Regions from separate parts of the Homo sapiens genome. Here regions 1 and 2 are each linked to region 3. A link is a loop called in an ENCODE intact Hi-C map of the cell type or tissue named here. Cell type or tissue: GM12878. All regions are shown on one strand. Links, peaks and the distances in the headings refer to the core of each region. The heading gives the core; the rest is flanking DNA.

Evidence for each region. Peaks named below come from ENCODE experiments on the same cell type or tissue, not always from the same donor. Only the 100,000 strongest peaks of a DNase experiment are listed, where the experiment ranks them.
Region 1: it touches region 3 in a loop (2.8-fold over the local background); 6 of 110 quality-filtered maps call a loop at or near these places.
Region 2: it touches region 3 in a loop (2.1-fold over the local background); 3 of 110 quality-filtered maps call a loop at or near these places.

Annotation. Positions count from the first base shown.
Region 1 is chr5:55,702,249-55,710,834 of GRCh38, forward strand. All of the region lies in intron 2 of SLC38A9 (solute carrier family 38 member 9), which reads right to left. Among named protein-coding and RNA genes, the nearest start is that of SLC38A9, 5.8 kb to the right of the region's middle. In GM12878, for the core only: no CTCF peak of the experiment used is centred there; no DNase peak of the experiment used is centred there.
Region 2 is chr5:55,767,667-55,776,252 of GRCh38, forward strand. It overlaps DDX4 (DEAD-box helicase 4), which reads left to right. Exons shown (of 22, transcript NM_024415.3): 7 at 215-274. Among named protein-coding and RNA genes, the nearest start is that of DDX4, 34 kb to the left of the region's middle. In GM12878, for the core only: no CTCF peak of the experiment used is centred there; DNase peaks (open chromatin) are centred at 3,621 and 3,928.
Region 3 is chr5:55,900,584-55,905,583 of GRCh38, forward strand. The region is part of intron 8 of IL31RA (interleukin 31 receptor A); the gene reads left to right. Among named protein-coding and RNA genes, the nearest start is that of IL31RA, 52 kb to the left of the region's middle. RefSeq lists enhancers at 2,318-2,819, 2,609-3,258, 2,820-3,319. In GM12878, for the core only: no CTCF peak of the experiment used is centred there; a DNase peak (open chromatin) is centred at 2,928; H3K4me3 peaks cover 604 bases; H3K27ac peaks cover 984 bases.

The DNA of each region.
Region 1 (8,586 bases), core at 2,680-7,679, 200 kb before region 3:
CATTTTAGCATTAATTTTTTTTTTTTTTGAGACAGGTTCTCACTGTGTCACCCAGGCTGGAGTGGTGCAGTGGCATGATCATGGCTCACTGCAGCCGCGACCTCTTGGGCTCCAGTGATCCTCCCACCTCAGCCTCCCAAGTAGCTAGGACTACAAGTGTGCACCACCATGCCTGGCTATTTTTTTTTTTGGTAGAGACGGAGTTTCACTATGTTGCCCAGGCTGGTCTTGAACTCCTGACCTCAAGTAATCTTTCTGCCTCAGCTTCCCAAAGTGCTAGGATTAAAGGCATGAGCCACCATGTCTGACCTCATTTAGTACTTTGTAATGGGAAAAAAAATGTTCAAATGTATTATCATTTCCATCAAAAACCAAATGAAAATACTTGCTCTTTTTTTTTTAAACATAGGCAGCCTCTTGAGGTTTTCCCTTTTTTAAGTGAAAAATTTTTCTTCAGTCATGAACATCTAGGCAAATGATGTCAACCTACCACTGATTATTATGTGACACAGATGTTAGTAACATGTTCTATTTCCCAAATATGTGCATTTTCTTTTCTCTGTTGTTTTGATTTCCACTTCCCTTTTCTCTTCTGCTTTCCTGCCCAACGTTTAAGCAAGTCAAAGCTCTCATTAGCTTAGTCCTACTAAAGACAAACAAATAAAGTTAAATAAAAATATTAAAGTAGTACCTTACAACAGTAACTTAAAAAAAAGTAAAACCAAAATACCACCATTTCCAAACAAGAAGGGCTTTATTTCTATATCTTATGAAGGGAGTGTGATGGTAAAAATGATTATCTATTTTAAGATGTGACAACTAAAATACTGAGTAATGGTAAACTCTGAACAATATATTCATTCAACAAGTTCTCAACAAGTCCCTACAATATACTGAGGTATTGAAAAACATAGAAAAAAAATTTAAGTCATGATCCCTACCCTCAATAAAGTTAAAAAAAAAATCATTTATGAAGCCTAGAGAAGTCAAGTAACTTGTCCTAAATCACTTGAATAATAAAACATATTAGGATGCTAATAACCAATTCCAATTTTCAGTTCATCATTTCACTTTCAGCTCAAATCTATACCAATTGCTAGCTCTAGCTGTCAAATTAGCTTAGTAATAGATCAGTGTAAAATTTATTCTTTTAAGATAAAAAGAATAAGTAAGTTGACTCTTTGAGACACAGATTCATATAATGTATTATACATATTCAAAAATCTATAGCATAAAAATGTTCTTGACTATAAAGTACATAATTCAGTGATAATTGTTACAAAAATCCCAGTAAGATGGGACCAACTGAGATAAAGTTACTCATTACTGTTAATTTCATTAAAATAGTTGAGCAGCAAAAAACAAAAGCCTGCTCTTTCTCTTCCTTCCTTTACATAATAAAACTGATTAACAATTCGGTTGACTTGTTTGGTCTTAAGTTTTAAAACTAAAAGGCAGAATTTTTCAAAATTAACCTACTAATTTATGACATTAAGATGGAATGAAGTTAGGATTGATAGAATCTGTTAAATCTTCTTAGTTTAAAACTGTCAAATTGACTAATTAACTTGAAAAGATGATTCCCCAGATGTAATAAATGAAAACATTCTATATAAATAGGCCTGGCATGGTGGCTCATTCCTGTAATCCCAGCACTTCGGGAGGCTAAGGCAGGAGGACCCTTTGAGGCCAGGAGATTCAGAGTTGAGACCAACCCTGGCAACATGGCAAGACCGTGTCTCTACAAAATTTGATTGATATATATATATGCATGCCAGGCATGGTGGTGCTCACCTACAGTCCCAGCTACTCAGGAGGCTGAGGTGGGAAGACAGTTGGAGCAAGAGGGTTTGAGGTCTCAGTGAGCTATGATCACACCACTGCAGTCCAGCCTGGGCGGAAGAGTGAGACCTTGTCTCAAAAAATAAAATAAAATACAATACCAACAGAAAATACATTTTAAATTAACCTGGGTGTAGCACCAGAATTAAAAGCTTAGGAAAGAAATAAACATATTGTAGAGAAGTTCTATTTAGAATTGTATTATAGCTTTATTGATTTTTAAAGCATTACCTCAATTTAAAAAATTAAACATTTTAGAAGTTGAAAAGATGATTGTAGGGAAGCCAGTATCCTTTCATCAAAAAGAATAACACAGAACTTGGGAAAAACTTATTCAGGAAACTCTGAAACACATGAAAATTTTAAAAACCTATAAGTTAGTAAGTACAAGCATTTAGAAAAATGTCAAACTTTTACCAAAGTCTGTGTAAGAGTTTACTATTATTATTTTTGAACTTAACGAAGGTTAATAAAATTTTTATATTGTAGGGAAGAACAGCAATCCATAGAATTGTTAAGAAATGCTAGAGAAAAATTTTAATATTGATAAGTAGCCAGAACCGTATCACTCCTAAATCTCCAACAATGCATAAAAGCACTTTCAGAAAGAACTGCAAGGCATTAATTTGTCTGAATTACACACATTGGGTAATTTGAGATTTGGGCTATTCTGGTGCTATCAAGTAGTGTGTGGTGGTTGATAGCTCACAAGTAAGATTGCCTGGATGTGAATCTTGGTTCTGCCATTTATTAACTGTGCAACTTTGGGCAACTTACTTAAATTCCCTAAGATTCATTGGTTTTGGAGATAATAAAAATACTAGTCTTACAGGGTTTCGGATTAAAATGAGATAATACATATAATGTGGCTGGTACACACTGAATATTCAACAAACATAGCTATCACTTTTATTATGAATTTGGCTGTTTAAAACTAGAAAAATTACTCGTTGGAAGGACATACAAGAAGAAACTTTTTTTAAAAGAAAAAGAAAAAATATGTATTGCCTTAACTTAGCGGCCTGAACAAAATCAGCTGATGTATCTACATGCCTTTAGTATAAAGTGAGCAAACTCAGCAAGGTAAGAAAAATAAAAAGGTTGACCTTTATATAATAGAATTATTGAACTGCCACAAACAAGATAGCACTAAAGGATATCAAAAAGACAAAACTTGGTGTCATTTTTGAAGGAAAATTGAGAGAAAAACACAAGTTAATAGAAGATAGTGGGAGATGGAACTAACATTTATTTATTGAATGCCTAATACTGGCCTAATGTTTTACATGTTATTGTTTAAATCCAATAAATCCTTAGAATTTGGGAAATGGGTATTACCTTCATATTACAAAAAAAAAAAAGAAAGAAAGAAAGAAAAAGAAAGAAATTAATTGAAGCTCAGAGAAGTAATTTGTCCTAAATCACTAAGCTAAGAAAACCATACTTGGGATTGAAACCAGGTCACTTTGATTCTAAATGTTATTTCCAGTATACTCTGATGTCTGCCTTAAAAAGGAGGAGTTAGGTTGGAAGACAAAAGAAGCATCTGAAAATCAGGTCTTCTTTGTTTAGTTTTGTAAATATAAAATAATAGCTATAATGGCAAATGGCCTTAAACTCTTTTTTTTTTTTTTGGTGACGGAGTCTCGCTCTGTCACCCAGGCTGGAGTGCAGTGGCACAATCTTGGCTCACTGCAACCTCCGCCTCCCCATTTCAAGCAATTCTCCTGCCTCAGCCTCCCGAGTAGCTGGGACTACAGGTGCCTGCCACCACACCCAGCTAATTTTTTTGTATTTTTAGTAGAGACGGGGTTTCACCATATTGGCCAGGCAGGTCTCGAACTCCTGACCTTGTGATCTGCCTGCCTCGGCCTCCCAAAGTGCTGGGATTACAGGCAGGAGCCACCGTGCCTGGCTGGCTTTAAACTCTTTAAGACATAATCAGGGCTAGAATGAGTGAAATTTCATGCCTGGGTATCCGGATTACACATTAAACACCATGAATCTGTTTTTCTTGAAGCAAGCTAGTTTAGGTAAATTTCTTTTGTTGCAAAATTTTTTGTCTCAAGGCTCAATATTTCCTTACCCAGCAACAACCCTTCCAGTGGCAGTGAAACAAGGGAAAGGACAGAAGCCAAGTCAGAGTAGCAAAAACATATCTGCCTAAACAATGGCAGAAATATATGGCTATACTTTCTAATTTACTTTGTAAACCAATATACTCTGTAGTATTGGTTCCTAAACTAAACTGAGAATGTGGGTGAGTTTAGAGAGAGAAGATCCTTTCACTTTCTGGAAATTAATACTTTACTTAAAGATTGAAAGTGAAGAAACCAGGAAAGAGGAGAAATCTAGAAAGATCCTTGGATTTCAGTGAACCTTATCAAAAAGTGAAATCAAGGTTGGGGAAAAATGTAAGGGCCACTGAGGAATTAAAATTTCCAGTTTAGTCACCTATGTGTATTTGTTCTGAGCAAATCCAAAGTTCTGCAGCATAGCAGAATTAGCTATTTATTCTAAATAAGTAGAAAACTGATGATTTCAAATAACAAATCATAAATGAGGAGTTCAAAGTCCCTGGTGCCTTTCAAAGATTTATAATATTCAAGTAAATATGAAGAACTGTAAGAAAACTGGTAATTTGCAGTTGTCTCAATTAGTCAATTAGCATGATGTTAAATTTTCAACAGAAATTTAATGTCCCCTCCTTTTTTCCCCACACAGAGCCAAGGTGGAATTTTTTTATTTAAATTTTTTAATTTTTATTTTTTTGTGTAGATGGTGCAAGTTTTGTCACAACAGAAACAACTGTACTCGTTGCTCCTGAGAATTTCAGGTGACAACAGATATGCTTTCTTTTTTTTTTTTTGAGACAGGGTCTCACTCTGTCACCCAGGCTGGAGTGCAGTAGTGCCATCTGGGCTTGCTGCAACCTCCTCCCGCCAGGCTCAAGCTATCCTCCCACCTCAGCCTCTAAAATAGCTGGGATCCCAGCTGTGCGCCACTATGTTGCCCAGCCTGGCCTCAAGTAATCTTCTTGCCTCAGCCTCCCAAAGTACCAAAGTGCTGGGATTATAGGCATGAGCCACCATGCCTAGTCTTAAAGCTTTTTTGAATGTCTTGATGAGAAGTATAAAATATCCCGAAGTTTGATGACTTAGGTTGAGAGGTGAATTAGAGTTCCACAGCAAATATTACATAGGTGATAATGCAGAATAGTTTATCAATGATTAACAAAAATGCTAAATACTTCTATAGTATTAATTTGTCAGACATTACATTGATATAATTTGGTAGGGGCTAAATATACAAGATGACATAAACAGACATATTCCAGCCTGGCCAACATAGTGAAACCCTGTCTCTACTAAAAGTACAAAAATTAGCCAGCAGTGGTGGCACACACGTGTAGTCCCAGCTACCCGGGAGGCTGAGGCAGGAGAATTGCTTGAACCCAGGAGGCAGAGGTTGCAGAGCAAGACTCTGTCTCAAAACAAAACCCAGACATAATCACTTTTAACATCTCACTCAATCTCTGAGTTTTAAAACAAAGTCCCAGATGCAAGACCACTAAGTCAAATCTAAGTCATTAAATGAGTCTCTAATTGTTTAAGATTGGTTTTAATAAGGAGTCCAGCTATGATTTGAATGTTTGTGTCCCGTCCAAAATTCATATGTTGAAACTTAATTGCCAATGTTATAGTATTAACAGGTAGACCCTTTTGGAGGTAATTATGTCAGGAAGGCAGAACCCTTATGAATGGAGTTAGTAACCTTATGAAAAGTTTGAAGGGAACTAGCTAGATCCCTTTTGTCTTTCCATCCCTTCCCCCATGTGAGGACACAGCACCAAGGCACCATCTTGGAAGCAGAGACCGGGTCCTCACCAAACATCAAATCTGCAGGTGGCTTGATCTTGGACTTCCCAGCCTCCACAACTGCTAGAAATTAATTTCTATTGTTTATAAATTACCTAGCCTCAAGTATTTCATTAGAGCAGCACCAAGAGACTGAGATAGGTCCCAGTAGGGAATGAACAGCTTAGTTGACTTGCTTGGTACTTTCGACTTTTATTTAAAATGTTGGTGACTGAGCCAGGCATGGTGGCTCATGCCTGTAATCTCAGCTACTCGGGAGGCTGAGGTGAGAGAACTGCTTGAGCCCAGGAGTTCGAGATTGCAGCGAGCTACAATGGCACCACTGCATTCCAGCCCAGGTGACAGAGTGAGACTGTCTCTAAAAGAACAAAAAATGTTAGTGCCTGTACTGAAGCACTTCTCTCCGTAAAAAGGACATAGAGAGCAATCAAAGTAAACTGGTATGACATTATTTTAAAAAGGTATTGACTGTGATTATTGGCGTATCTCAAAGAATATCAGCCCTTTCCATACTAGGCTCAGAAATGTCTTTTCACAATTCTTTGCAAAAATAAATCTATAGAATCTATGCCAAGATGCTAGCATCAATCTGCAATAGAATACACTAGCTTGTGCCCAAATAAATGTGACTATGGACCCACATACAACTATTATATATGTTCTTTCTCAGAGACTAAAAATGAATATTACTGAATACTTTTGTGTATGTTATAGAGTTTCAGATACTACATTTATACTCAGTGTCCTAGGCTAGAGGTTGACATATTTTTTTCTGTAAAGGGTCAGATAATAAATATTTCAGGCTTTTTGAGCCATATAGTTTCTGCAGCTACTCAATTCTACCTGTTAGCATGAAAGGCAATTGAGTGTGCATGGCTGTGTTCCAATAGAACTTTATGAAAAAAATATATCTGTCAGCAGGCCAAATTTGGTCATAGTTTACTCACCTCTGTAGTATGCCAACATAAAAGCAAATGGAACCACACCACAAAAAAGTCACCCTGGTGGAAGCAGTTATGCTATGTATATATATTTTCTTCTGTATTAGTCTGTAACAGCTATAAACTCCAATAACAAACTTATCTAAATCTCTTCCTGATGAATCATTTACTGGTTAGCCAATAGGATCTATAATGCTCCTATTCTGATGTGACAGTTGGAACATGCTTCCAACCTGATCAATAAATGCTTCAAAAGGCGTTAAATTTGACAGTGCTGGAGGATAGTGTGGTCTCACAAAAAAATTACCAAAGCAACGCTGTGGTACCAAAGAATCTCTCCTTCTACAATGGGAACACTAAATGCTCTCAAGTTATATTTCAGTGGTAAGAAAGAAAAAAACCCTAGCAAACGACAGAAATTTAAGTATGTTACAAAATGCAGGCCTGGTAGACATTTTTAACCTCTAAGTGATTTTTTTTTTTTAACTTTTAAGCCCATATATACTTTTTAAAAAATACCATATAGGTCCAGTGTGGTGGCTCATGCCTGTAATCCCAATGCTTTGGGAGGCTGAAGCAAGAGGATTGCTTGAACCTAGGAGTTCAAGGTAACAGTTAGCTATGACAGTGCCACTGCACTAAAGCTTGAGTATCAGAGCAAAACTCTGCCCCTAACCCCAAAAAGAAAAAAAAAATACTAAACAATACTATTTCAATTTGTAGTTCAGGTTGGTATTCCATCCTCCTATGCTGAGTTTACCCTTTATTGTAAGTATTTAGAGTATTATAAAATCACAATTAAAAGCATATTATTTTATGTATGTAACTGAAATATATAGTATTTAAGATTGTGATTAGAAATCTAAGGCTAACTGGCTGGGCGTGTGTGGCACACGCCTGTAATCCCAGCACTTTGGGAGGCCGAGGCAGGCAGATCAAGAGGTCAGGAGATCAAGACCATCCTGGCCAACATGGTGAAACCCCATCTCTACCAAAACACACACAAAAAATTAGCCGGGTATGGTGGCGTGTGCCTGTAGTCCCAGCTACTTGGGAGGCTAAGGCAGGGGAATCGCTTGAACCCGGGAGGCAGGGGTTGCAGTGAGCTGAGATTGCGCCACTGCACTCCAGCCTGGCAACAGAGCAAGACTCCATCTCAAAAAAAAAAAAAAAAAAGAAAAAAAAAAGAAAAAGAAAAGAAAAGGAATCTAAGTCTAACTGTTCTCAGAAGTCTAGGGGAAGGAAAGGTAAATTTTATTTTCTTAGAAACAAAGCAACTATATAGGTGACAACTTTTTTTTTTTTTTTTTTAAGACAGGATCTCCCTCTGTGGCTCAGGCTGGAGTGCAGTGGTGCAGTCTTGGCTCACTGCAACCTCCGCCTGCCGGGCTCAAGCAATTCTCCTGCCTCAGCATCCCAAGTAGCTGGGATTACAGATGAGACGCATACCACCACACCTGGCTGATTTTTGTATTTTTAGTAGAGACAGGGTTTCACCATGTTCGCCAGGCTGGTCTTGAACTCCTAACCTCAAATGATCCGCCCACCTCAGCCTCCCAAAAGTGTTGGGATTACAGGCGTTAGCCACCGCAATCCGCCGAACCTTCTATCTTAACACGAAGTTTGTAGTTGTTTATGAGGCAGAGAGATTTTTCTCAAGTTAGGACATGGGTAATTTTGACCTATTGAAACTTTTTTTGTTTAGTTTTTGTTTTTGTTTTTTTTGAGACGGAGCCTCACTCTGTCACCAGGCTGGAGTGCGGTGGCACGATCTCAGCTCACTGCAACCTCCGCCTCCTGGGTTCAAGCGATTCTCCTGCCTCAGCCTCCTGAGTAGCTGGGACTGCAGGCATGTGCCACCACACCTGGCTAATTTTGGTATTTTTTTTTAGTAGAGACGGGGTTTCACCATATTGGCCAGGATA
Region 2 (8,586 bases), core at 1,547-6,546, 130 kb before region 3:
TAATATTTAGATACATGAGATGATTTGTATAGGGAATCGACTCTGAGTAATGTCTTTATATATCTGTTAAAATTATTTGAAGAAATATGTTTATATTTTAACTTATGAAAATATTTTGTCTTCTTACTAATTTATCTTGTGACAGTGCTATTCTTTATATATTGCATCATTTAAGTTAATTAAATGCTATTTACATGTTAAATTTTTATTGAAGAGTCTAGTAATGACTGCGAAGATAATCCAACACGGAACAGAGGGTTTTCCAAGAGAGGCGGTAAGGACCACATTTTGGAACAATTTGTACTTAACACAGAGACACTAAACTGGTAAAACTGATTTTGAAGGAGCTGGATGAAAAACACTGATCGTGAAAACCTTTGAAGAAAAATACTTTGGTATATGTTTTCTGCTTTTAATATTTGAGTGAGTATTCAGTGGGTGCCCCTCCTTTCACTCTTTTATTTTATTTTTTTAAGTTTTTGGTTCAGGGGTTCATGTGTAGGTTTGTTATCTAGGTAAATTGCATGCCATGGGGTTTTGGTGTACAGATTATTTTGTCACCCAGATAATAAGCATAGTCCCTGATAGGTAGTTTTTTGATCCTGTACCTCCTCCCACTTTCTACCCTAAAGTAGGCCCCAGTGTCTGTTGTTCCCTTCTTTGTGTCCATGTGTTCTCAGTGTTTAGCTCCCACTTATAAGTGAGAACATTCAGTATTTGGCTTTCTGTTCCTGCATTAGTTTGCTTAGAATAATGGAGCTCCATTCATGTTCCTGCAAAGGACTTTATGTCATTCTTTTTTATGGCTGCCTAGTATTCCATGGCGCATATATACCACATTACCTTTGTCCAGTCTACTGTTGGTGGGCATTTAGGTTGATTTCTGTGTTTTTGCTATTGTGAATAGTGCTGTGGTGAACATATGTGTACATGTGACTTTATGGTAGAATTATTTATATTCCTTTGGGTATATACCTAATTATGGGATTGCTGGATCGAATGGTAGTTCTGTTTTACGTTCTTTGAGAAATCGCCACACTGTTTTCCACAATGGCTGAACTAATTTACACTCCCACCAGCAGTGTATAGGCATTCCCTTTTCTCTGCAAGCTTGCCAGCATCTGTTATTTTTTGATTTTTTAATAATAACCATTCTGACTGGTGTGAGATGGTATCTCATTGTGGTTTTGATTTGCATTTCTCTAACGATTAGTGATGCTGAGCATTTTTTCATCTGCCTGTTGGCTGTATATTGTCTTTTGAAACGTGCCCATGTCCATTGTCCACTTTTTAACGGAGTTGTTTGTTTTTCTGCTTGTACATTTAATTTCCTTATAGATTCTGGATATTAGGCCTTCGTCGGATGCATAGTTTGCAAATATTTTCTCCCATTCTGTAGGTTGTCTGTTTACTCTGCTGATAGTTTCTTTCGTTGTGCAGAAGCTTGTTCATTTAATTAGGTCCCATTTGTCAATTTTTGTTTCTGTTGCGGTGGCTTTTGGCATCTTCATCACAGAATCTTCCAGGGCCTGTGTCTAGAATGGTATTTTGTAGGTTATCTCCAGGGTTTTTATAGTTTTAGGTTTTACATGTTATTCTTTAATCCGTCTGGAGTTGATTTTTGTATGCGGTCTAAGGAAGGGGTCCAGTTTCAATCTTCTGCATATGGCTAGCCAGTTATCCTAGCGCCATTTATTGAATAAGGAATCCTTTCCTTATTGCTTGTTGTTGTCAACCCTGGCAAAAATCAGATGGTTGTAGGTGTGTGGAATTCCTATTTGCAGATGGTATGATTTTATACCTAGAAAACCCTATAATCTCTGCCCCAAAGTTCCTTGATCTGATAAATTACTTCAGCAGAATTTCAGGATACAAAATCAATGTACAAAAATCAGTGGCATTCCTATCCACTATATTGTTAAAATGGCCATACTGCCCAAAGCTATTTACAGATCCAATCTACCAATAACATTCTTCACAGAATTAGAAAAAAACAATTTTAAAATTCATATGGAACCAAAAAAGAGCATGAATAGGCAAGACAATCCCAAGCACAAAGAACAAAGCTGGAAAGCGTCACATTACCTGAGTTCAAACTATACTACAAGGCTGTAATAACCAAAACAGCGTGGTACTGGTCCAAAACCAGATACCTAGACCAGTGGAACAGAATAGAGAGCACAAAAATAATGCCTTCTTTTACTTTTTTTTTTTTTTTGAGATGGAGTCTCACTCTGTCACCCAGGCTGGAGTGCAGTGGTGTGATCTTGGCTCACTGCAACCTCCACCTCCCAGGTTCAAGTGATTCTTGTGCCTTTACCCTCTCTAGTAGCTGGGACTACAGGCATGTGCCAGCATGCCTGGCTAAGTTTTGTATTTTTAGTAGAGATGGAGTTTCACTATGTTGGCCAGGCTGGTCTGGAACTCCTGACCCTCAGGAGCTGTCACCTCAGCCTCCCAAAGTGCTGGGATTACCGGCATGAGCCACTGTGCCTGTCCTTGTTTTACTTTCTAATGTCACTGGATCTGTTGGTTGTGGTTTTTTTTTCCCCCCTATGATCTCCAGAATGTGCTATCAATTACAGAAGAGGGACAATGTGAATCTTGGTCAGTTGCAATTTAGATGAACTGGGGATGTCTTTGTCTCTGAATAGAGTCATTGGAAATTTGAGGGGGGAAGAAATTGTAGATTATTTTTTGTTCAAGTCTAGCTGTATTTCACCATACTCTGGTAATTCAGCTTCTATTGAATTTGAGATGAGATTGTATCAAAAATTACCATGCTTAATTCTTGATTATATATGGGCAGTCATGTTAAAATAGCAATGACAACAAAACGTATGAAGAATATAGTGAACTTACTATAAAATTGCTGAGGATGTGCAAATCTATGATAAGAGGTTTTATTGTTTGGAACTACATAGTAATCAGATACATCAGTGTTTTTACCGCACCTTGGAGACATTCTTTTCCTTTGCCCATTAGGTAGGTAGCTGGCTGAATTAGGCCCTCCCTAGTGAAGGTAGGACTTGTGGATTTCATAATGAGGGAAGACTGTCTCCTTAATTACTTCTTATGATAATTGTGGAGAGGGGTGGTGGTGGGGAGAAAGTTAAGCTAAGAAAAAACAAGACTCATCTTTTACCATATTTTTTTTAACAAGCAATTTTTGGCACTTAATGTTCCTAAAACATAGCTCATATTTGAAATTTTTTTCTTCAGACCAGTGAATATCTTTTGTACTATTAACATTTACTTTAAATCAATTTAATTCATATTTAAATGAGGCAGTCGAAACCATTTGCAGCTCTATGTGCTTGGTCCTGACTTACAGATTAGTGTAGGATAATTAGCAGGGGCACAGCCATTTTGCAGGGTATCCCTGATTTCCATTCTCTGTAGATGTATACATTTGAGGATAGGAAGTTTGCATATAGGGGTCACTCAGAAAATACACGTGTGTATATATGTTTATATTAAAATATGTAGACAGGTACACATACCATAAGTGTATAGTTCAATTATGTTTCACAAACTGAACTCACTTGAGTTCAGTGTGTTCACCAGCATTCAGGTCATGAAATACAAATTACTGGCACCTCAAAAGCCCCTTTTCATGTTCATTTTTTACTCACTAATGACTCATTACCCCCAAAACTTCTGTTATGACTTCTAACAGCATACGATAATTTCGTCTATTTTTATACTTGGTATAAATGGAATCATATAGTATGTAGTGTTTTATGTTTACCTTCTTAGTGTGTTTGTTGCAATTGTAGATCATTATTACTGTTTAGTATTCTTTTGTTTTACTGTTTTTCTATTAGTGATAGGTATTTGGATTACCTCCAGTTTGGGGCCATTGTGAAAGTGCTTCTGTAAACATTCTAGTATTCTTTTGGTTGTCATTAGTACATACTCAGAAGAAGAATTGCTAGGTCATAGGCTATATATATTTTTGGCTTTAATAGTATTGTCAAATGTTTTCAGCGTTTAAACTAAGATACACTCACATTCTAACCAATGCTTGGTATTTTCTTTTTCTCTCCTTTTAACCATTCTGCTGGTTGTGTGGTGGTGTACTCATTTTGTATTAAATTTCTATTTTTTTGGACTAATGGAATGTGGAGCACTTCTTATGTTTATTGGCCATTTGGACATCTGGACATCTTTTGTCAAGTCGTTTGCCCATTTTTCTGTTGAGTATCTTTACTTTTACCTTTTTATTTGTAAATGATTTAAAACTTAAAAGTTGCAAGAATAGTACATACAGATAGGCCGGACGCGGTGGCTTATGCCTGTAATGCCAGCACTTTGGGAGGCGGGCAGATCACTTAAGGTCAGGAGTTCGAGACCAGCCTGGCCAATATGGTGAAACCCCGTCTGTACTAAAAATACAAAAATTAGCTGGGCGCATGCCTGTAGTCCCACCTACTCGGCAGGCTGAGGCAGAAGAATCGCTTGAACCTGGGAGGCAGAGGTTGCAGTGAGCTGAGATTGCGCCACTGCACTCCAGCCTGGGCGACAGAGAGAGACTCCGTCTAAAACAAAAAAAAGTAATTGTCATTAATCTGGAGTTTATTTTTGTATATAATGTGGGAATCAATATACATTTTTTTTCCATATAGATGTTCAGTTGACCTAGTATCACTTACTGAAAAGACTGTCCCTTCTGCTTTGCACTACAGGGCTGCCTTTGTCCTAAATTAGGTGGCTTATATATGTGTATCTGTTTCTCTAGGTTTTATTCCGTTGGTCAGTTTTTCTATTTTTGTACCATTGCCCCATAATCTAATTACTGTGGTTTCATAATAGGTCCTGATATCTGGCATTGTAAGTCTTTCAAGTGCTTGTTTTTCAAGTGCTATGGTTTGGATGTTTGTCCTTCTCATGTTGAAATTTGATTCCCAGAGTTGGAGGTAGGGTCTAATGGGAGGTATTTGGGTCATGGGGGCGCAGATCTCTCATGAATAGACCTGTTTCCTTGTGGGGCTGTTGAGTGAGTTGCCTACTAGTTCCCTTGACAGCTAGTTGTTAAAAGGGCCTGGTACCCTCTACTTCCTCTGCATCATATGATCTCTGAACACACCAGCTCCCTTTCACCTTCAGCCATGGGTGGAAGCAGCCTGAGGCTCTTCCCAGATGCCCAGTCTTGAACATTTTCAGATATCAAATCTTGAGCCAAATAAACCTTTTTTTTCATTAATTATCCAGTCTCAGGTATTCCTTTATAACAACACAAAACAAATGAAAAACCTCAAGATTGCCTGTTATTTTTAGTCCTTTGCATTCCTGTGTGATTTTTAGAATGAGCTTAATCAATTTCCAGAAGAAAAAGCTATCTTAATTTGCATTGCTATAACAAAATGCTATAAACTGGGTAGCTTTGTAAACAACAGAAATTTATTTCTCACAGTTCTGGAGAGTCAGAAGTCTGAGATCAAGGCACCAGCAGATTCAGTGTCTGGTGAGGGCCCATTTCCTGGTTCATAGATGGTGTCTTCTCTCTGTGTCCTCACATGGTGGATAAGGCCAGGCAGCTCTCTGGGGCTTCTTTTATAAGAACACTAATTCCATTCATGAGGGCTCTACTGTTGTGTGGTTACATCACATTTGTTTATTCTTCAGCTGATGAATGTTTGAGTTGTTTCCACTTTTGGGCTATCATGGCTAATGCTGCCGTATTCATTTGTGTACAAGTTTTTATGTGAACCTGTGTTTTCATTTTTCTGGAGTATATACTTAGGAGTGGAATTGCTGTGTCATGTGCTAACTCTTAATGTTTAACTTTTTGAGGAACTGCCAAATTATTTTCTATAGTAGCTGTACCATTTTATATTACCACTCTCAATGTTATGAGGGTTCTGATTTCTCCACATCCACCGATACTAGTTATTACTGGTGTTTTTTTAATTATAGCCATTCTACTGAGTATGAAGTGGTATCTCATTGTGGGTTTTTTGTTTTTTTATTTTTTTGAGACAGGGTCTTACTCTCACCCAGGCTGGAGGGCTCTGTCACAATTTCGGCTCACTGCAGCCTCAACCTCCTAGGCTCAAATAATCCTTCCACCTCAGCCCTCTGTGTAGCTGGGACTACAGGCGTGTACTACCATGCCCTGCTAATTTTTGTATTTTTTTAGAGATGGGGTTCCACTACATTGCGCAGGCTGATATTGAACTCCTGAGTTCAAGCAATCTGCCTGCCTCAGCCTCCCAAAGTGCTGGGATTACAAGCATGTGTGCCACAGTGCCCAGCCCTTATTGTTGTTTTGATTGCATTTTTTGATGACTGTGATGTTGAGCAGCTTTTCATATGCTTATTGACCATTTGTATATCTTTGGAGAAATGTCTTTCAGATCCTTCACTCATTTTAACAATTGGGTTGTCTTTTTATGTTCTAAGATTTATTTATATATTCTCAATGTGAGTATCATCAGCTACCTGATTTGCAAATGTTTATTTTTTTTTAATTTATCTAATTTTTTTTTTTTTGTTTTTGAGACAGAGTCTCGCTCTGTCACCCAGACTCTGGGGTGCAGTGGCACAGTCATGGTTCATGACAGCTTCAACTTCCTGGTCTCAAGCAGTCCTCCCACCTCAGCCTCCTGAGTAGCTGGGACTATAGGCATGTGCCACCATGCCCAGCTAATTTCTTTATTTTTTGTAGGGATGGGGTCTCACTGTGTTGTCCAGGCTTGTCTCAAACTCCTGGGCTCAAGCAGTTCTCCCTTCTTGGCCTTCCAAAGTGCTCGGATTACAGGTGTGAGCCACTGCATCTGGCCTGCAAATGTTTAATAACCTCCTGTGGGTTGTCTTTTCCCTTTCTTGATAGTACCCTTTGAAACACTAAAATTTAACATTTTTATCAAACCCAGTTTATCTTTTTATGTTCTTTTGGTGTTATAACTAGAAAACTGTTGCCTAATCCAGAGTCATGCAGACTTTTTCCTTTGTTTCCTTCTAAGAATTTTATAGTTTTAGTTCTTACACTTAAGTCTTTGATGCATTTTGAATTCATTTTTATAGATGGTGTAGGGTGGGGGTCCAAATTCTTTTGCATATGGATACCCAGTTGTTCTAGCACCATTTGTTGATGTTTTATATTGATGTGTCTAGATGTGGATCTTTTTGGGTTTACCCTCCTTGGAGTTGAGCTTCTTGGATTTATAGATTAATAGTTTTCATGAAACTTGGGATATTTTGAGCTTTTTTGTGGTAAGATCTCTATAACATAAAATTCCCATATTAACTATTCTTAAGTGTATAATTTTTGGCATTAAGTGCACAGTATTCTGTCATCACTATCATCACCCAGATAGAAACTTTGTATTCCGTTAGACAACAATTCCCTGTGTACTCCCTTAACCCTGGTCTTTGGTAACCTCTATTCCATGTTCTCTATGAAATTTGTCTATTTTAGGTATTTCATACAAGTGGAATCGTACAATATTTGTCCTGTCGTATTTGGCTTATTTTACTTAGCATCTTGTTTTCAGTGTTCATCCATGTTGTAGCATGCATCAAAACTACATTTCTTTTAATGGTTGAATAATATAATGTATTTACCACATTTTGTTTATCCATGTGACGGACACTTGGATTGTTTCTTCTTTCCGACTATTGTAAGTCCGCTATGAACATTCACCTACAGTTATCTGTTTGAGTCCCTGTTTTCAAATCTTTTGGTTATATACTTACAAGTTGAGTTGCCGGGAGATGGAACTAGGTAAGTTAAAATGCTGCGAAATTTGCTGTTTAAAAGAAAAAATTCCCTGGGTTGCTTCAAGCCTTTTATTGATTTCTAGAGTTTGGAAAAAGTTAATTCTGACAGTTCTTGCCCATTTTTTTCCTTGCCTTTTTGGAGTAGTGGAATTTAGAGTTCCTTACTTGGCCATTTTTGCTGATATCAGTGATACATATCATTTTAGTGTTTTCATTTTATTCATTAGTATGTAGAAATATAATAACTATCTGGTAAGTATTTTTTTAAAAAGTAATAAAAGATGTTCCATTTTCTTTTATACAAAGGTTAGAGGATTTATAAGGTAATTTCTTTCTGAAGATATTGTCACCAAACATCTTTAAGAGTTAGATTGTCAGCTGTCCCTTATGAAATGCAGACTATACCTTCTGGGAGGACTCAGGTTACTTTAAGAAATATATTTTGTTGGCCGGGCGCAGTGGCTCACACCTGTAATCCCAGCACTTTGGGAGGCCGAAGTGGGTGGATCACCTAAGGTCAGGAGTTTGAGACCAACCTGGCCAACATGTTAAAACCCCGTCTCTACTAAAAATACAAAAATTAACTGGGCGTGGTGGTGCAGCCCTGTAGTCCCAGCTACTTGGAGTCTGAGGCAGGAGAATCACTTGAACCCAGGAGGTGGAGGTTGCAGTGAGCTGAGATGGCGCCACTGCACTCCAGCCTGGGTGACCGAACGAGACTCTGTCTCAAAAAACAAAAAACAAGAAAAGGACTCAATTTGAATTTTTAGAAACTTACAGAAAAGAACAGAGTGATTAAAGGTAAAGATTAAACACAGATGAAGAGAATGAATTAATTCAAAGATAAATCTGTGGAAATTC
Region 3 (5,000 bases), core at 1-5,000:
CATTTGTCACTATGGAAAAATTCTAGTGTTTATACTTGCCAATAAATTGTTCATTACACTTTTGGTTAAGTAGTTTTTGACATATTACTGCTCCCAGGCAAACTCATATTTATCCTGTTTTGGAATAAAAAACTTTCATTCAAAGAATTGCAGACAATAGATTTCCTCTTTTCTCTCTTATTTTTCTCTTTCAAACTTAGTACTATCCCTTATTCTATAAATTATCTTATTTATTTTACTACCTTTTTCTTCCTCAATAGGATGTAAATGCCATGAAGGCAGTGATTTTTTGTCTGTTTTCCTTTCTTTTTTTTAACCTAATTCCCAACACTTAAAATAGCATAGAGCAGTTGGCATAGAGCAGGTGTGCAGTAACTATTTGTGGAAACATATCATAGTCAGGAATGTTCTCTCCAATTCACCACCTTTCTCTATTTGCTTACACCTAGACTGGTTCAGACATTTACACAACCAGTTCTAGAATTCTCTGCCTGTGCTGCCTTCCATCTCTTCTCCTTAAACCCTCATTTTATAATTCCTAGATATTTATATTTTTGTATTTTGAGCTACACTTGATATTATTTTAGTTAGCATTTAATAGTACTCCCTGTAGTCCTCATTTCCTGACATCCTAGTTCCCGCCTGTCCAACACCCTAGTGATGAAGTTCCTGACAAATGCACGTGTCATTGGGGCACACATTCTTTATTAATAGAGGTGCTGTTAAATAGTAACCTCAGTTTCCCAGTGTGGCCCCAGGATGGGAGGTGGTAAAGAATAGGGTATAAAAGCATGGGCTTTGGAGTCCAGCAGCCCCGGGTTCAAATCTTTGCTCTTCCACAAGATACCATTAACCTTGGGCAAGTTACCTAACTTCTCTGAAGATTAGCTACTCGTAAAATGGAGCTATTATATAATAATACCTACCTCACAGAGCTGTAGTGAAGATTAAATGAGATCATGTATGTAAAATGCTTTGTCTGGTGCTAATTATTACTATTGTCATTATTATTATTATTATTATTATTATTATTATTATTATTAATTTTTGAGATGGAGTTTCGCTCTTGTTGCCCAGGCTGGAGTGCAATGGTGTGATCTCAGCTCACCACAACCTCCACCTCCTAGGTTCAAGCAATTATCCTGCCTCAGCCTCCTGAGTAGCTGGGATTACAGGCATGTGCCACCACACCAGGCTCATTTTGTATTTTTAGTAGCGACGGGGTTTCTCCATGTTGGTCAGGCTGGTCTCGAACTCCTGACCTCAGGTGATCCACCTGCCTCAGCCTCCCTAAGTGCTGGGATTACAGGCGTGAGCCACTGCTCCTGGCTTATTGTCATTCTTAATAAAATTTCTGATTGATCAAATTTCTGTTAGACACAGATTATCGACTTTAAAAATATTATAAAATACACTTTAAAGTTATGCTAAATTCACTTAGGTTTTTTTTGGCTTTGTGTCAGATACGACTGTGTGATCATCAATTATAAGGGTCCTAGATCAGGTATTGGCACACTGCAGCTTGCAGGTTAAATCTGGTTGGACACTTGTTATTGTAAATGAAGTTTCACTCTAACACAACCACACATATTTGCTCACATATTATTTATGGCTTCTTTTGTGCAACGGTGGCTAAGTTGAATAGTTATGACAGAGACGACCTAGCCCACAAAACCTAAAATCTAAAATATTTGCTATCTGGCTCTTTACAGAGAAACTTTACAGATGCTAGTCCCAGACATAAAAGAAAATAATGTTCTGGATGTGCACGATGGCTCACGCCTGTAATCCCAGCACTTTGAGGCCAAGACGGGTGGATCGCTGAGTTCAGGAGTTCAAGACAAGTCCAGGCAACATAGTGAAACCTTGTTTCTACAAAAAAAAAAAAAAAAAAAATACAAAAATTAGCCAGGCCTGGTGGCATGTGCCTGTAGTCCCAGCTACTTGAGAGGCTGAGGGGGAAGAATCGCTTGAGCCAAAGAGGTTGAGGCTGCAGTGAGCCGAGATTGTACCACTGCACTCCAGCCTGAGTGACAGAGCGAGACCCTGTCTCAAAAACAAACAAAAGAAAGTAATATTCTACAGAATTTTGCTTACTAAAGTGGAGGCAACTGGAGAATGAGAATAATAACTAGAGAATAATAAGATAATTTTTGTAAGTATAACTATCATTAAGTAATAGTTATCATACATTGTCTACTAGTATGTGTCAGGAATTGTGCTAAGATAACATAGGTTTTCCCATTTTAGCCTTGACATGACTCATGATGTAGATGCTGTGAGATCTATTTTATAGACGGCAAAGGGATTCAGGCAAGCTTAGTAATGTGCCCAAGGTCTCTGGAGTGGGATGATTCCAGCTCGGATCTGCAGGATTCCCAACTTGTACCATATCCCACAACCTTAGATGTGTTATTCATAAAGTGACTTGAATTCCGGTCACAGATGCTGTGTGACACTGAACTGGTTATTGACCTGTGCGGGCCTCCACGTTCCCCTCTTGGAATAAGGGCTTGGAATGAGGTTCCTTCTGCTCAGCACGCCCTGGGTTTTGTGAGACCCGAGACAGCAGGCAGCGGTGGCGTGGTCCCAGGCAGGGCATCGGAAAGCCCGGCCACTGTGTCATAAGGCCAGAGGAGGAAGATGGGCCCAAGTTGGGGCAGAGCTCAGGATGGGCCAGGACGGTTGGCAAAGGAGAAGCAGCACCAGCACGTGAGCCCCGGGTGACTGTCTTCATGCAGATCACAAGAAATCAATGGCTTTCACAGTCAAAGCCCCTCCCTGCTTCTTCAAGGAAGGATCTGTGTTTCCCACCACACCTGGGGATGTTTGGAGTAATTGCTCAGAAAGCTCTTGTTGAATGATGGAAGGACCCGGCGATTCGTTTATATTGAGTAGAGTGATGACTTGGAAATTCCCCTTTTGGCGCCCCTTGGTGTGGCCAGGCTTTCCCCTTTCAAGGTTGACTCATGGTTTCCTGGGGCCGGCGCCACGCCCCTGTGGTCTCCGCAGTCTCTGCAGTGCACTTGGCGCTTTAGACCCGGATCTCCCTGCTCCTCAGAGCTCCAGTGTTGGTGAGAAGGAGTGTGGGTTTAGACACCAACACTGGCTTCTTCAGGCCAGGATTTGTGGGCAATCATTTTTTAAAAAAGTGCCTCCAGGGAGATGAGGAAGCTGCAGAAGCAGGCCAGGACAGGGCAGAGGCTGAGATGAAGGTGGGCTTTCAGGGCTGCCAAAACGAAGCACTGCAGACTGGGGGGCTTCAAACAACAGAACTTTATTGTCTCATGGTCCTGGAGGCCAGAAGTCCCACATCAAGGTGCTGGTTGGCCATGCTCCCTAAAGTCTCTAGGGGAGAATCCTTCCTTACCCCTTCCAGCTTGTAGTGGCCCCAGGTATTCCTTGGCTTGTGGTAGCTCCAGTAACTCCCATAAATCCAATCTCTGCTTCAGTCTTCACATGGCTAGCTTCTTGTGTGTCTCTGTTTCCATGCCCAGATTCCTCTTTTCTTATAAAGGGCCCACTGTCTTAACTAATTACATCTGCAATGGCCTATTTCCAAATACAGTCACATTGTGTGGCACTGGGTATATACTTTGGGGGGATACAATTCAACCTGTAACAGGTACAATCTGAGATAAAAGCCCCAGGGAGGGGGGTTCCCACTGGATCTTGCAGGGGACTCTATCTAGAGTGTGAGTGACATCTCATAGTCATCCCAGCCAAGCAAAACACAAGCACACAGTAAGAAGGAAGCTGAGTGGGTCTGGGTGGAGCGCCAACATTGGCTGCTAGAAGAGTCTAGTTACATCTCCAAGGCTCCAGCAGGGACTTTCAGCCAGGACTGGCTGGGTATGCTTCCAGGCGGTGAGCAGGGGAAGGCTGGAAGGAGAAACTCAGAGCCCTAGGGTTAGGTGGGGTCAATCTCCAGGCTCTGTGCTTCTTGCCCCGGCCTCTGCTCCTTCTGTGGCTTCACATTTCCTCCATGCCTCAGTTGTCCTTCTCAGAGTTACCTTTTCAGGTTGACAACTTACCTGGCCTTGCTGCTAGGACTAGCCCCTGGAGTGTCTCATAAGGACCCTGTTTGGGAAAAGGATCCGTCAACTGTGGCTTACAAGAACAAGACTCCTAAATATACACACAGCCTGCTGGGGTTTGTTGCCAAGGAATAGCAGGATGCAGGACCCCTGGTCCCCACCCCAGATTCCTACATGTGGCCTAGGCTTCCAGCTTCAAAAGACTTTTGGGTTTCTTTTTTTTTTTTTTTTTGCAGGACACTTTTGTGCCTGTATCCAGGATCATCTCTGACATTCATTGAAACACTCTTCCTGGCTGGGCGTGGTGGCTCGTGCCTGTAATCCCAGCACTTTGGGAGACCGACTGAGCTGGGCAGATCACTTGAGGTCAGAAGTTTGAGACCAGCCTGGCCAACATGGTGAAACCCCATCTCTACTAAAAATACAAAAAATTAGCCAGGTGTGTTAGCATGTACCTATAGTCCCAGCTACTCGGGAGGCTGAGGCACAAGAATCACTTGAACCCAGGAGGTGGAGGTTGCAGTGAGCCAAGATCATGCCACTGCACTCCAGCCTGGGTGACAGGGCGAGACTCTGCCTCAAAAAAAAAAAAAAAAGAAAGAAAGAAAGAAAAAGAAAAAGAAACGCTTTTCCCATGGATTCGAGTTTTGCAGGTTGAGGAGTGCAACGCTGGTGAGGATTGGGTGAGGGGAGAGCATGCCCTGGAATTTCTGAGCCCCGCCCAGTTTGTACCTTCCACCTCTGCCTTGCTGCACCTCCAAGAGTTCTCTTCTGTGTGTTCGAATATTTTCAGTAAGATCTCTGTCTGATTCTGATTAAGTTCCAGATGTTGGATTGCAAGCCACACACTCAACTTTTCTATTAAATAAATCCTTGTGACCTGTTTCCAGATTATTTTGGCCAGTCCTGCAGAAAATGTTGCCATTTATGTATTGATCCATACTAGGTAATTTGGATGGCAAT